Regions from separate parts of the Homo sapiens genome. Here region 2 is linked to region 1. A link is a contact called in ENCODE Hi-C or POLR2A ChIA-PET data. All regions are on one chromosome and are shown on one strand. The core of a region is the stretch at or near the end of the contact, and the rest is flanking DNA. Distances in the headings are between cores, read along the strand shown. Region 1 has its middle 140 kb from the start of LINC02227. Region 2 overlaps EBF1 (EBF transcription factor 1).

Region 1 (7,075 bases), core at 3,353-5,852:
GTCAGTGATGTCATTCGACCCCTGACCTAGAGTTGTTCAATATGAAAACCAATGCTTCAAGGGAGTTGTACTAGACAACCTCATCCAGAAGGAATTTTTGCTCTTTTCAGTCTAGGTACATTCCCCTAGTCCATCTGATTTGGCTTTCTGCTGAAACCTGGGCAACTGTTTGGTATATAACAATCGGTACTTTTCCACTAAGAGTCGGCCCTACGTCCTAACAGGAGAGGCACAAGCTGGACTGCCCTGCTTTGGACAACACAAAATATTGGGTCAGATGAGGCTGGCCAGCAAAGCCCAGCTTTTCAGGGGACTGGGAGGCAAGGCAACCCCAAGTCTCTGGCTCAAATGGGAGACTTCCTAAGCTTCTCAAAAGGCCTCTCCTTGAAAACCCATGCATCTACTCCTCCTAAAAAGCTGCAGGGAATGCTGGCAGGGCATCTAAATAGGGAAATGGAATCAAAGGATCAAAGGAGAAATGGCACAGGGTAGAAGGGAAATACACACACATACACGCGCACACACACACACACACACACAGAGACACACATACATTCCACAAAGTAAGGAGTCTCTCCTGGAACACTGGCCTGGAAATGAAGCAGTCAAAAAAGAGGAGGCAGCACTGACCCTCATAGTGTCCCAGAGGGGCTGTGGGCTGTGGATGATTCCTTAAATTCCACGTTAAATTGCCAGGCCACTCACCTGTATCCTGGGTCTTAGAAAAACTGTGATTTCTGAGGAGCCACCAGAATCTTCTTGGGCCCCTGAGAAAAATGATAAAGGAAGCTGTGGGGTCTTGGAAAAGGCCTCTGATCACCAGGACTGAGATTTTTTTTTTTTTTTCAGAAGAGAGAAGTAGATACCGATTGTTTCCCCCAGATAATCATTACCATCATTATAATTCACACTGAGCCTTCTTAGCAGTGATCAGCTAATTAGATAGCACTAACAGATCATTCTGTGCCAGGTAGTATGCTCAGCACCTTCCAAACATTAAATCCCAAAGACTCTAAAATGTAAGTTCTAAGGTTGTGTTAATTTTGCAAAGAATTTTTGAGGTCTAGGGCTGCCTGTGGCTTTGAGCTCCTGACATGTGCTGTGCGTGTTAATACGAACAGGTGTTCAAAGACTTAGTACAAAAAGGAAAAAAATGCAAAATAGTTTATTAGCAAATTTTAATGATTACTTGTTCAAATGATATTTTAAATATGTCAGATTAAACAAATATACTATTAAAATTAATTTTATCTTTTTTATGTTTTTGTTTTACTTTGTCTAATGTGGCTACTAGACCATTTTAAATTACATACGTGCCTCAGTGTGTGGCTTACACTTTATTTCTGTTCAATAGAGTGGCAGTCTAGAACAGAGTTCAGTAAACTACAGCCCTCAGGCCAAATGCAGCCCACAGCCTGGTTTTGTACAGCTTATAAGCTAATAAATGACAGAATGATTTTTACATTTTTAAAGGGTTGTAAATTTCTTTTAGTGTGAGAGAGACTGTTTGTGGCTTGCAAAACCCAAAAATATTTGCAATATTGACCAGGGGTCAGTCCTGTAAAGGTTCAGATGATTAAGTGGCAGAGCAGGCCTCAACAAACCCAGGACCACCAACCCCAAAGTCTATGCTTTTTTCACTATGAATATCAGCTGTCATACTGGGTGCTGGACATTGCATGGAACCTTTATATACATTGTCTCATTTAATCCGGAGATTAAATAATGTTAATTACTAACATTTATTAATAATGCTATTATGATGCTACATAAGATTAATGATGTTATTATGTCCAATTTAAAGATAAGCAAGCTGAACTTTAGCTTATACAAAGCTATACAATAGCTTATGCAATTTGCTTATACAAAGCTAAATTGTAGAGATTTACTAATTTTTCTTAAGTCACATAGCCAGTAAATAATAGGACTGGGATTTGAATCCACTTCTTCCTGAAAGGTACAACCGCAGGCCCTTGATACCTCCTGCTTCTGAATCCCTATTACGTTGAGGCAGGGCCAGCCTCTTCATTGATGAGCACTGAGTTATCTACTCTTGAGTCTTTATCTGAGGTGTTGTGATCTTTCCAGGTATAATCCAATCCAGGAATCTGAAAACTATTGCCCACAGGCCAAATTTGCTCCCACAGACCTAATTTGCTCAGTTGGGTCAAAATGTTGGCCTCAGTATAGCTTAAGAAAGAACTTGGCAAGCAATTGTACCTGAAACAAAGGTGGTAGTTCCAGGATATTTTGGGTAGATTCATGGCAAAAACTGTTCCATAAGGCGGCCACATGACATTTCCAAATGATATAATAATAGCTATCATCACTGAACACAACCCTGTTCTTTTGTTACATATTGTCTATGGGTGCTTTTGTGTTACAACGGCAGAGTTGACTAATTGCAGCAGAGACCACCAATCCCACACAGCCAAAAATACTTACTATCTGAGCCTTTACAGAGAAAGTTTGCTGACTTCTAATCTACTTTGTTCAGGACAGGGATCACATTGACCCCTTCTATACAAGCAGTGCCCACTACAGTGTGGAGTTAGTGAGGGCCCAATAAGCATGGAGTGGTTGGGTGAGTGGTTGACCCGTGGGTTGGAGAGGAGAATCAGGAGGGCTCATGCCCTCTCTTCCTTGTACAGAGATCCCTTAGAACACATGCAGCACACACACCTCAGATGCTGCCATCTCTTTAAGAGCTGATGTTGGGATTCTCCCTGATTCTTTCCCACTTCCTTCCCCAGTAGTTACTTGACCAGGAACACGTGGATTACATTTCACTTAAAAACACAGAGGGAATTTCAAATTAGCAGGAAACATGTTTGGCAAAAACTAAAATACTTTGCAAACCATCTGGGATGTTCTCTTGTTAGTACTGGAGCTGAGTGCCACTGTCCTCCATGGAGAAATGATTTTTTACAAAATCCACATTAGTTCCAAGACAAAAGGACTCTGCACACTTAAGCAAGACCAACGGGAGTGAATAATGTTGGCCTCACTATGTCTTGAGAAAGGAATTGGCAAGCAATTGTATGTAAAACGAAGGTGGGAGTTCAAGGACATTTTGGAGAGACTCACAGCAAGAACTATTGCATAAGGCGGCCATGTACCATTTCCAAATTATATAATAGTTACCATTACTGAGTATTTCCCATGTTCTAGCACAAGCACCTTACACCTTTACCACAAGTAATCCTCCCAACAACCACATGAAATAGGTCCTATTATTGTCCACATTCCAATTAAAGGAAACTAACAATTAGCTTAAATAATTTTCCCCCAGGCCACACAGCTGGTAAGTGTTAGAGGCAGGGCTCAAACCCAGATCCAGGACTAGCTAACTCCGGGCTCTGTGCCTCCTACCATTATTCTACACTGGACTCCCCATAAGTTTCCCTGTGGCATTAGTTATGTTTCCCATGCCCTTTGAGTACAGCAGTGCTGGGCATACGGTAAGCATGCAATAATTACTTATTTCCTCATTCATGTATTTAAAAATATGTATCAAAACTTACTATATGCTAGGCACCATGACAGGTGATAGGGATTCAATGGTGATGTAAGACTGGTGGACTTAAATTAATTTTTTAAAGGCATCATGGGATTTTGTATCGGCTATCTCTGTATCTAGAAGATGTCAGACTCATGGAAGTTTTGTCCATTTTATTCCCTTTGCTTATCCATTCTTTCTTGTTTACAGAAAGACTTAATTTTCTGTCTCATATCTCTGTCCTTCTTGCCCCACTATTTTTCCCCCTTCTCCAAAAATCCCAGCCCCAAAAACAGTCTACATATTGTGAAAAAGATTTCTCAAACCACAAGGGTGATGTAACTTTAGGCCTGTGTTTTCTCTCTCACACACACAAAATATTGGATATGAGTGAGATTTTAAAAAATTGGTTTTTAAATGTGATGAAAAGAGTGTCCTTTTCACCAGAACAAAACAACCCTTAATGCTGAAGCCTCCTTCCCGATATGGTTGGCTTCCAAATATGAAGAAATCTGTGCATTGGGCCACAGGCTCCAGACAAAGTCTGAGGACAAAGGAAACCTGTGGACTGGAAAGATCATCGATGTTTAGAATGAACTGGAGGCTCCCTCCAGGTTTTGGAGACTGTGGTTAAAGACATGGCCTATATTTCAATGGGCAGCAGCCCAGCAAGGCTCGTTTGTAATCCAGCTGATACGACAGGGTTTTTGCCATGGGAAGTGTTTGCATTTGAGCATTTCTCAGCCAGTCACTAGCCATCAATTACTTAGGAGTCAGATCTTGGCCAGAGGCCCCCGTTCCACAAAGTATGTCATTCTGTATTCACAGAAATGGAGTTTACAGTCCTGCCGCTAAATTAAAACTGGTGCTTCCAAATTAAAAGCAGACAGGACAGATGTGCAGGGAAGAAACGGAGACTCACATCTTTTGTGAATCAGCTAATCCTTGTGCCAGAACTTGAAATCAGCTTTTCCTGTAGAGGCCTCGACTACACCACACCTATGTAAGCTGCATTAAATGAGGTGGAATTAACATTTTACCAGATATTTCCTCTGCTCTGCCATCTGGACAAGGATAAAGAGCTCGGTGAAGCCCAGAATCCCAAAAACTGTGCAACATGAGAACATGGGGCCAGCACCTGAGGGTGGCCACATCTAGCCTGTCCCCTCATTGAGCAATATGAAGTCATGTAGGACACCAGAGGGTGGATGAAAAGCATGTGAACCAAGTATGCTGCTTCTAACGATTAACGGTTCAAGCACAATCTCAAAACTCCAGTGTCTGCACTCCTCTAGGGAAAATGATAAAAAATACGATTTTCACTATTCTGCCTGCTCCGTTAATCACCTCATGATATAAATATTAGCTTTATTTTATAGGGCATTTATGATATTAAATTTGAAAACCTCAAATATGATCTGGCAAATTCATGCTTAAAAACCTTCAGTGGCTTCTCATAGCCCTCACGATTAAGAGCAGCTTCCTTGATTGGGTCACTAAAGCCTGCAGGGTCTGGTTTCCACCTCATGTAACACTACTTCTCTCCTCTACTCTGTGCTGCAGACACATTGACTTTCTTTCCATTTCTCCTGCACACCATATTCTCTTCCACTTCAAGTTGTTCCTTCTGCTGCAAAGCTTTTCCAGCCATCCTCTTTTATAACCTCATTATTAAGAAAAAAATTCACATACACACAATTCACCCACTTAAAGTGGACTATTCAGTGGTTTCAAGCATATTCATAGAGTGGTGCAAGCATCATTACATCTATTTCAAAACGTTTTTATCACCCTTTAAAAAACCCTTTTACCTATAAGCTTTCACTTTCCATTTTCCCTCAACCCTAGGAAATCATTAATCTACTTTGCATCTCTCTTCTGTCTCCTATTGCAGACATTCAAACAAATAGGATTATCCAATATGTCGTATTTTGTTTATGACTTCTTTTACTTATCATAATGTTTTCAAGGTTCATCCATGTTGTACCGTGGATCAGTGTTTTTTTCTTAGTCATCACGTAATATCCTATTGTATGGATATACCACATTTAGTTTATCCATTCACAAGTTGATGGACATTTGAGTTACTTTCATTTTTTGACTATTATGAACAATGCCGCTATGGGCATTCATGTACAAGCTTTTGTATGGATGTATGTGTTTATTTATCTTGGGTTTATACCTAAAGATAGAACTGCTAGGTGATAAGGAAACTATGTTTAACATGTTGAGGCAACCACCATAATTTTAACTAATGTTAACTACCACTCATGCTTTGAGTTTCAACTGAAATGTAACTTCCTCACAAATGCATCCCTGTCCCTTCCACTTCCTCCTAAGGTCTCCTGCTAAATGTCTCTCATACATACTGTACCTTTTCTTCATTGTCTTAGCCTAGTTGGTTGGTATGTATTTAGGTACATAATGATTTTATATATGTCTGTCTCTCCTCTTAGACTATAAGTTAGATGGCCCTTTAGCTCATGGCTATATCCCCAAAACTCTTACTAAGGCACTGTGTCAGCCAGTCTTCAAAATGCCCTCCAAGGATTCCACCTCCTGGCATTCATGCTTTTATGTATACCTTCCCCTGGGTGCAAACTTGTCTCAGTGATGGACAAATAAAATAGGAGCTTGGAGACTAGGTTTTCTCTCTCTCTCTCTCTCTCTCTCTCTCTCTCTCTGTCTCTCTCTCTCCTTGCTTTAGGGGAAACCAGTGGTTAATTCATACTGACACTGTATAGAGAGCCCCATTTGGCAAGAAGCTAAGATCTTTTGCCAATAGCCATGTGAATGAACCATCTTGGAAGTAGTTCCATCAGCCCCAGTCAAGCTTTCAGATGACTGCAGCCAGAGTCCACATATTAATGGCAACCTCTTTAGGGATCCTAAGGCAAAACCATCCAGCTAATTCCTTGAATTCATGACCCATAGGAATTGTGGGATAATAAATGTCTGTTGTTTTAAGTTATTAAATTTCGAGGGTAGTTTGTTATACAGTAATAGAAAATGAGCATAGTTATGCTGCCTGGAACATAATAGAAGCTAAGTAAGTGATGAATGAATAAGTAAAGGAATAAACACCCTAGGCTTCTCAGAAATAAAGAGAGTAAAGGCTACACTTATGAACACTTCCTAGATGTTAACTGTATGGGCTGAATGTTTATGTCCCCTGCCAAATTTATATATTGAAGACCTAACCCCCAATATGATTGTACTTGGAAGTGGAGCCTTTGGGAAGTAAGATGGTTAACATTAAGTCATTATGGTGGGACTTTCATGCAAGGATCAGTGCTCTTATAGGAAGAGGAAGACAGAGATCTCTCTCCCCGATGTGCATGCACTGAAGAAAGACCATGTGAGCACACAGCTGGAACGCAGGTATCTACAGCCGGAAAGCAGACTCTCACCAGGAACCAAATCTGACAGCAGCTTTATCTTGAACTTTCCAGCCTCTAGAACCATGAGAAATAAATGCTGCTTAAATCACCCAGTCTATGGTATTTTGTTATAGCAGTTCAAGGTAATTAATACAGTGTTTATATCAGAATCTCATTTAGTGATCACATCAATCCT
Region 2 (6,999 bases), core at 3,119-5,618, 400 kb after region 1:
TCCCATTGTATCTATTCAATAAATGTTCACCAAGTAAATCTTCTCAGTCATGAACTTCAAATGTGCGCTAAGCCATACACACCCTACCCATATTTATCCAAGAATTCCCCTGCTCTAGTTGTCTCATGTTAGATATTCATTCCCTAATTCACACTAGGATAACAAATTCTCTCCTGGTAACCACCGCTCCCTAGCTCAATCCATACTTCCAGGAAGAACTGTGTTCACACAGTTTATAAGTCATGCTCCCACAGCAGTATTTGTCACTTGACAGGTTCACGTTGTATCACTTTTAAGCAATTCCCAGTGGTGTACAGTGGTGCCTGTTCACAGATGTTTCCCTAATATTGCTAAGTAACATCAAAAGTTTCAGGCTGGCTTCCACACAGGCAGTGGGCTAAGGAGACATGGATTACCCATGCTCTTCTATTTCCTGGCCCAAAGGTCTCCAATTAACACTGATGAAATTGGCTTCTCTTGGCACTCCTGCCTACTTCCCTTAGATGTTATTCACTTCAGGACTTGGGCAGAAACAAGGTTTTATGTAACAACATCATTCATTAATCCTAAGTGAATGTACCCAAGAAAAGGTGCTCAAGGTAGGCTAAAGTCCTAGAGTCAGTAGCCGATGAAGAATAGTAACCTGTTCTTCACACTGCCATTTATTTCACAACAAAACTTCAGTCCAGGCAGAGCTTCCACTATAGCAGTCCAAAGCTTTCCATTGACTACTGCTAGAGTCCAGCCCACACAGGACCAGAAAGAAGTGGATTTGTGTGAGAAATGCTCCGCCCAGTGTCTAGCACAGAAGAGGGGCTTAATAAAACAAATTCTGAGATCTAAAAAAGAAATACAAGAAGTCTTACGAGTAAAATTGGCCCCGTTCTGAGGACCATGCAGAAAGCCAAAGAAGTACTTCCTCAGTGGCCTGGGAGACAACCTTCTTTATCTCTGACATTTTACTCTGGAAAAGGAAAAGGCTATAAATGAGTGGCGGGAACCATCTGAAATCTCATCATGACTATACCACCAGCATGTGGAGAGTGTATTTGGTGGAGTTTGTCCAAAAGTCATCCTTCCCTGTTCACTCTAACCCATAGTCACTCCTACCTCAAATCTCTATTCCAAAGTAGGAAACTTCCAGGCAGGTGAGGTATTCAAATGAAAAATGCAAGCCCGGGCTACTTAGCTCTGGCCAATTGTTGCCATGTGGGATGGCTGGCAGCCCATGTTGGTAGACCTTCTGACTTTTCAAGAGAAGATGGAAAGTCAGATTTCTATATAAATCTCCCAATTTTTCAATATTAACTCCAACTTAGAATGAAAAAAGTTCAAGCCAAGTAAAATGCATCTGACTCTGGGTTGGTCTGAACGCATGGTTTGCCACTTTGCAATCCCTGAACTCTCTAATTCATGTGGCACTAAATCATACATTACTTTTGCATTATTTCACTTTTCACTTTGCAAGCTGTGACTTCCAAATTGACTATAAACACTTTTGACCCTGACACACTTTTGGCTGGGTGGGCCTGTGATGCCATGCGTTTACTAAACAGTGGCTCTATTATATATTGCCATGTTGAACAATGGCTACAGGCAGATGTAGCATTTCCCAAATGAGAGAAGGCAATGGCAAAAGAGGGAACTTGGCGTCAACTTGAGTGAATGCCCCTCCTTCTCTACTCCATTCTTTTTTTCCTGGCAGGTGCACGTTCACAATGGTGATTTCTCATTTAATTGCTAAGTATTTCCACAGCACAGTAAAATCCATCATGAACCAGACACGGAGTATGCTAATTCCCCAATCTCTGATAATGCACAGATTCAATGGGGTCTTCTTCCCGCCAATGTGCATTCATAAATGCCATTAATAGTAATGGCAGTCAAATGCAAAATATGACTAAGTAGGCCCTAGTGCATGAAATATATTCTCAACCACAAGGACAAGCTGCCACACAGCTCACTGCCTTGTACTAAATTAGGGGCTGGTGATTCTCTGATTGGGACCAAGAGGGTGATAATGACAAATAAAAAGAAAAAAAGCCAGTCCTCTTCTCTGCTTATCCACTACGAAGAGTATCCCTGACTTACAGGTCAGAGACAATGAGGAGCTTTCAGGCTTGGAAACAGAGACAGGACACAGAAAGATGCAAACTCGCTGTCTTGCAGGGAATTAGTGAAACACAGCTAAGCCAGTTCAACACTGTGCCCTTTAGTCATCCCACCCACTAAAAGACACTGTTAAAAACCCGCCAGCTTTTATTAGCAGAAACAAATGAAGTCGACTACCGAGCACTCAGGAGTTTTTCATCCTGAAAGTCCAGGATGGCTTTGGCATAATAAAGGTCATATCTCCTAACCACGGTAATGTTCACAGAGCAACCTGAGCTCCAGGCAGGGCCAGGCCGGCCTCTCAGTATTCCCCCTGTAGAAGGTGTTGCCGATTAAACTATCACATTTCAAAGAGCTCCTTACAGTAAATAGGAAAGAAAGGAAAAAAGAGATCCAGGGCCTTTTGTTAGTCAAAAAGCTAGGGAAAGGCGATAATTAACCCATTTTTGTAGAGAAATCATTTGGACAAAAGTCAAGGGATTTACCACCCTGTCAATTGTTAAGTCTAGATAAGGACATTATATTCCACGGCACAAAGGGTGACTGAGATGGTGAATGGAAAGTAGGCCACTACTACTACTTTACCTCGCATCTGAAAAAGGACTTTTTTTTTGTCCTCCTGGTACAGTGATGGACTAAAGAATCTTCTCCCCCTTGCACTAAAAACATAACTTCAGAGCCTGGTTTTTGCATTTTGTTAAATATTCAAAGGTATTGTGCAATTAGCATGTCATTAATGAATAATTAATTACAGCTAAAGCAGCCCTCAGATTTTTGCAGCTAAATTATTTAAACAGCAAATATAACAATACAATGCAATGCTCTCATTTGGTGTTTTGTTATTGCATTATTTGAAGGGAACAGCAATATTACTTTTCATTAGTTGCAAGAATTATGTGCAACAAAAGCTGTTTTCATTTTTTTTCTTACCTAAAAGTTGCTTCGTGTGCCCTAAAAGGGAAAATTAATTCAATTCAGATTAGATTTCCTAAGAATTAATTAGCTGCAAATATCTGAAAACTGCGGCTAGGGACATAAGGCTTAGGTATCTGAACTTAAAAGAAAAAAGTAAGCCTATTTAAACCTGTCCTTTAAAACAACTTCTGCACCAAAGTACCTTTTTTTTAGATATTTGGTTACCACTTTTAAAAGAGGAAACTTGTTTAAAAATCCTTTTTTTTTTTTAAGCAAGTGAGCATTACAAAGCTCCCCCTAGTAAACAGTCAAGAGTTAAATAGAAAGTAATTTGTTGCTACTTGCAGACATACATCACTAGTAAGACATGAGTTTATATTTATAAGCTGCACATCTGGGATCAGTTGACTTATCCATCTGCTAACTACACCAGTAAACAGTATGTCTGGGACCGTCAAACCCTTGCATCCATCACAAATTCCTGCTTTAATTGTGTGTTTACGTGGCAAACCTCTGCTTAAGTATATTTGAAGACTGTTTTAAGCAGTTGTAATTGCTCCTTTCTTCTTCATATTAACTTTAACACATTTTATTTACCATTATGACAGGCCGCGATTTTGCAAGCCTCATAGATAGATAAATGCCAGAGATCATCATGCTACCCAGGAAAAGGCAGCAGAGGGACAGAAACCGGAGCTGTAACCTGTCCAGTCCGGAGAGTTTGGGCCTCTTTCACAAAATCCAATGACTTGAGTCACAAGTTCAAATCTCAGTAAGGCCAGTTTAATCCTCCACTGTCTTGAACTCAGAAAGTTGACAATCATACACTTTCTTTTTGAGAAAGGAGCAGAAGAGAGGGAAGGGAAGATTTAGGGGGAAGAGGCAAATCACAGTTTGGAAAGATAAAATGGTGCCAGGAGTTTTCCATCTTTTTCCTTAATTAATCTGCTGTGTAGGAGAGGTGCATGAAAGCTTGAGAGATTTGTAAGGGTAGAGATTTTTCAAGCCAGTGGCAGAGGGCTGGAAGTTCTCAGGAGCCCCAGAATCAAAGAGGAGTATAGCCTGTGACTTGACTTAATTTTTAACCCTGGTTTTATAATTGAGTTTCATAAGCAAGCTGAAAACACAGGCTCAGAAATGAATGAATTCAGAAGAAATAAAAGGCTACCTTCCATAATTAGGGGAAAAATATGCACCATTCTCTGCACAAAAGCGGGGATTTTACTGTATTTTTCCCAATCTGCCTTTCACATTTATATGAATAGCAAGATGTCAGATTTCACACAATGTTGTTAAACCTTTTCTCAGGTTTAGGGAACTGAAAGTCGTATGTGCCTGTGTAATATTGTGCTGATGCAAATAGTTAAACTTTTCTACACGATTAACCATCATTTTCTCAGAGTATTCTGTTCACAGCTTTCTTCCAGTTTCCTGATACATGTTGAGATCTATGCCCGTGCGGCTGATGGGGTGGCGTGGAGGTTGTAAACTGAAGACCCACCGCGAAGCTAAAGAGTCACTCTGACGCAATCTAGTTAAATGACAGTATGGCAGTAGGCCGTTTACCCAGGCCAAGGAAGCTGTGGCTTGTCAAAGACATTAAAATCCAAATGTGCCAGCAACGGTGCCAAATGTACTCTAGGCCTTGCAAACACATAATCCAGACAAACTGAATTAAATTGCAACCAGTTTATAATTAATTTGCTTTTGAAAGTTGTGCCATGAGAATAAATGTGCCAACAATTATTTGCAATGAATTGTTCTTAGGGTGCCCCCAACTTAATAATGCCTCTGTAAGCAAGAGAGGGTTTGGTATTGGTTACTTGTATTGGCATTGGCTTCTAACCTAATGAGGGGGTACGGAGAATTTAGAGACAGATTCCAGGAACCTTAACCTTTCTGTCAACCTAATGGAGTCTGTTACCAATGCGGTCAGTAGCGTGGCCCTGTGGCCTCCCTGACCTCAGATGCCAGCCTCACTCTGCCCAAGATGCTAAGATTAGAAACATATTTATCTCGCTGAGGCACTGCCTTTCTGGACACCATTTTGTAAGCACAAATATTCACGGGAAAGGTAAAAACAGTAAGAGACTAAGGCACTAATGCTTCATGTGAATTCATTTCTCATACCATTTTTCTCTAGGACTTACGGAGCCAAGCAAAGTGTGAGCCCTGAGTACATATGAACAAAAAACTAAAATAATGTAAAAAGAAGAAATAATCCTGAAACTTAACATGGAGTGTTATGTGCCAAGCATTTTTTTTCCCCACCAATCCTCAGGGGAAAAAAATTACAGAGAAGTAATTGGGCCGGGCGCAGTGGCTCACGCCTGTAATCCCAGCACTTTGGGAGGCCGAGGAGGGCGGATCACGAGGTCAGGAGTTCAAGACCAGCCTGGCCAACATGGTGAAACCCCATCTCTACTAAAAATACAAAAATCAGCCGGGAGTGGTGGCGGGCACCTGTAATCCCAGCTACTTGGGAGTCTGAGGCAAGAGAATCGCTTGAATCCGGGAGGCAGGGGTTGTAGTGAGCCGAGATTGCACCACTGCACTCCAGAATGGGCAACAAGAGCGAAACTCCATCTAAAAAAAAAAGAGAGAGAGAGAGAAGTAATTGCAGAGTAGATGTATATTAGAGGCCTCAGGACTTAGAGCTAAAAAACAGCAGACGCAGGATTCAAACTGAGGGCTAACTCAGCAGCCTGGGACCTCCACCTTCTGCTTTTCATATCAACAATGGCCATATCTCACTGCTCCTCTCTTTCCAGAGCACAGGGGCCAGAGTGAGACCTGGAATGTGACTGACTTTTAGACCAGAGCTGGACATCAAAATGAATTCCATCCCATTCTTAATTGTCACTTTGGAAGACTGCTTGAGAGCATTTGCAGCTCTTCTTGGAAATCCAGGCAGAATGTTTTGAGTTCATCTCAATATAGTAGTTCCCTTACAGGGACGCATCATTTCTGATCTAAAATGATCTTTAATCGACTGATGTTTTACACCAGCCTCGTTATCAAATTACTGCTGGCTGTTTCCGAAACTCAGATCAACCCTCAAAGAGTAGAAGTGTGCTACCATTGAGGGGAGTCACAAGAAGATGCTGCAGGTTCAGCCAGCAGCTGAAAGGAAGAGTAGCAAAGAGTTGCTTAGCAATGGCTTACCAAAGGAGGAGTACCTGCAGGCCATTGCTTTGTTTATGCAACAAATACTTATTTCTTACAGTTGTTACTTATTTGTTACAAGCTCCTGCTTGAATATGCCAGATACTGCATTAATTAAATAAATATAAATGTGTGTGTGTGTGTGTGTGTGTGTGTGTGTGTGTGTGTGTGTGTGTGTCTTTCAGATTTAGAAATTTGCCCAAGGTCACAAAGCTAATAAATGGCAAAGGCAAGATTTGAACCCATGTCAAACTCCAGCAACACACTCCAGTCCACAGTCTTGTAGTACCAAGGAGGCTTCTACTTTGGAGCGACACGGTGTGTCACAGGCTTTTCAGATCAAGTTCTATGCTGCAGTTTCCTTTCACTGAGATGCAGCCTAATGGTCTCTGAATGTTTTTCACCAGGAGGAGAATGAGAGCTGAGAGTAACTTTCCCTGAAAGGACATTTGTAACCATTAAAAGAAAGAGAACTCAAAAAGAAGTTCAAGAGGGTTTTCAAAACTGGACTTTTAACTGGAAGCTTAATTGCAGGATGTACCTTAGAATGCACGCACACATAGACACACACACACACACGCACACACACACACGCACGCACACTTTCAGATATTCCTTCTAAAATAGCTCTTGACAATTTGTTTCAAATCATGAAATCACGACCTTAAGGTCTTCCAAGTTATCTTCAACCATCCAAACAATTAATTCTTTGAGAAAGACATACTTACTAAAAGAAAAAAGAAGTTGAAAATATTGAAAATATTATAGAAAGGTTCCAATGGAATTAACCAGAAGAGAAGGTTCTAG

What was found. Hi-C counts contacts between places; a loop is a spot of excess contacts on that map. ChIA-PET counts read pairs that join two places held with the same protein, here RNA polymerase II (POLR2A). Pooled maps may share reads with other maps.
Region 2: a loop to region 1 is called in a map with no recorded cell type, with 3 times the contacts of the local background. The contact joins two enhancer-like sites. A Hi-C loop is called at or near these places in 5 of 37 single-sample maps with no recorded cell type and 4 of 50 pooled maps. POLR2A ChIA-PET finds 5 or more read pairs at or near these places in 1 of 52 experiments (OCI-LY7).

The regions. Positions count from the first base shown.
Region 1 is chr5:158,549,475-158,556,549 of GRCh38, forward strand. No RefSeq gene overlaps it. Among named protein-coding and RNA genes, the nearest start is that of LINC02227, 140 kb to the left of the region's middle. Within about 2 kb of position 4,603, at least 7 of the 41 ENCODE cell types and tissues checked have a DNase peak (open chromatin) inside an H3K27ac peak, as active enhancers do.
Region 2 is chr5:158,949,708-158,956,706 of GRCh38, forward strand. The region is part of intron 6 of EBF1 (EBF transcription factor 1); the gene reads right to left. Among named protein-coding and RNA genes, the nearest start is that of EBF1, 150 kb to the right of the region's middle. RefSeq lists enhancers at 2,190-2,847, 4,520-4,649. Within about 2 kb of position 4,369, at least 5 of the 41 ENCODE cell types and tissues checked have a DNase peak (open chromatin) inside an H3K27ac peak, as active enhancers do.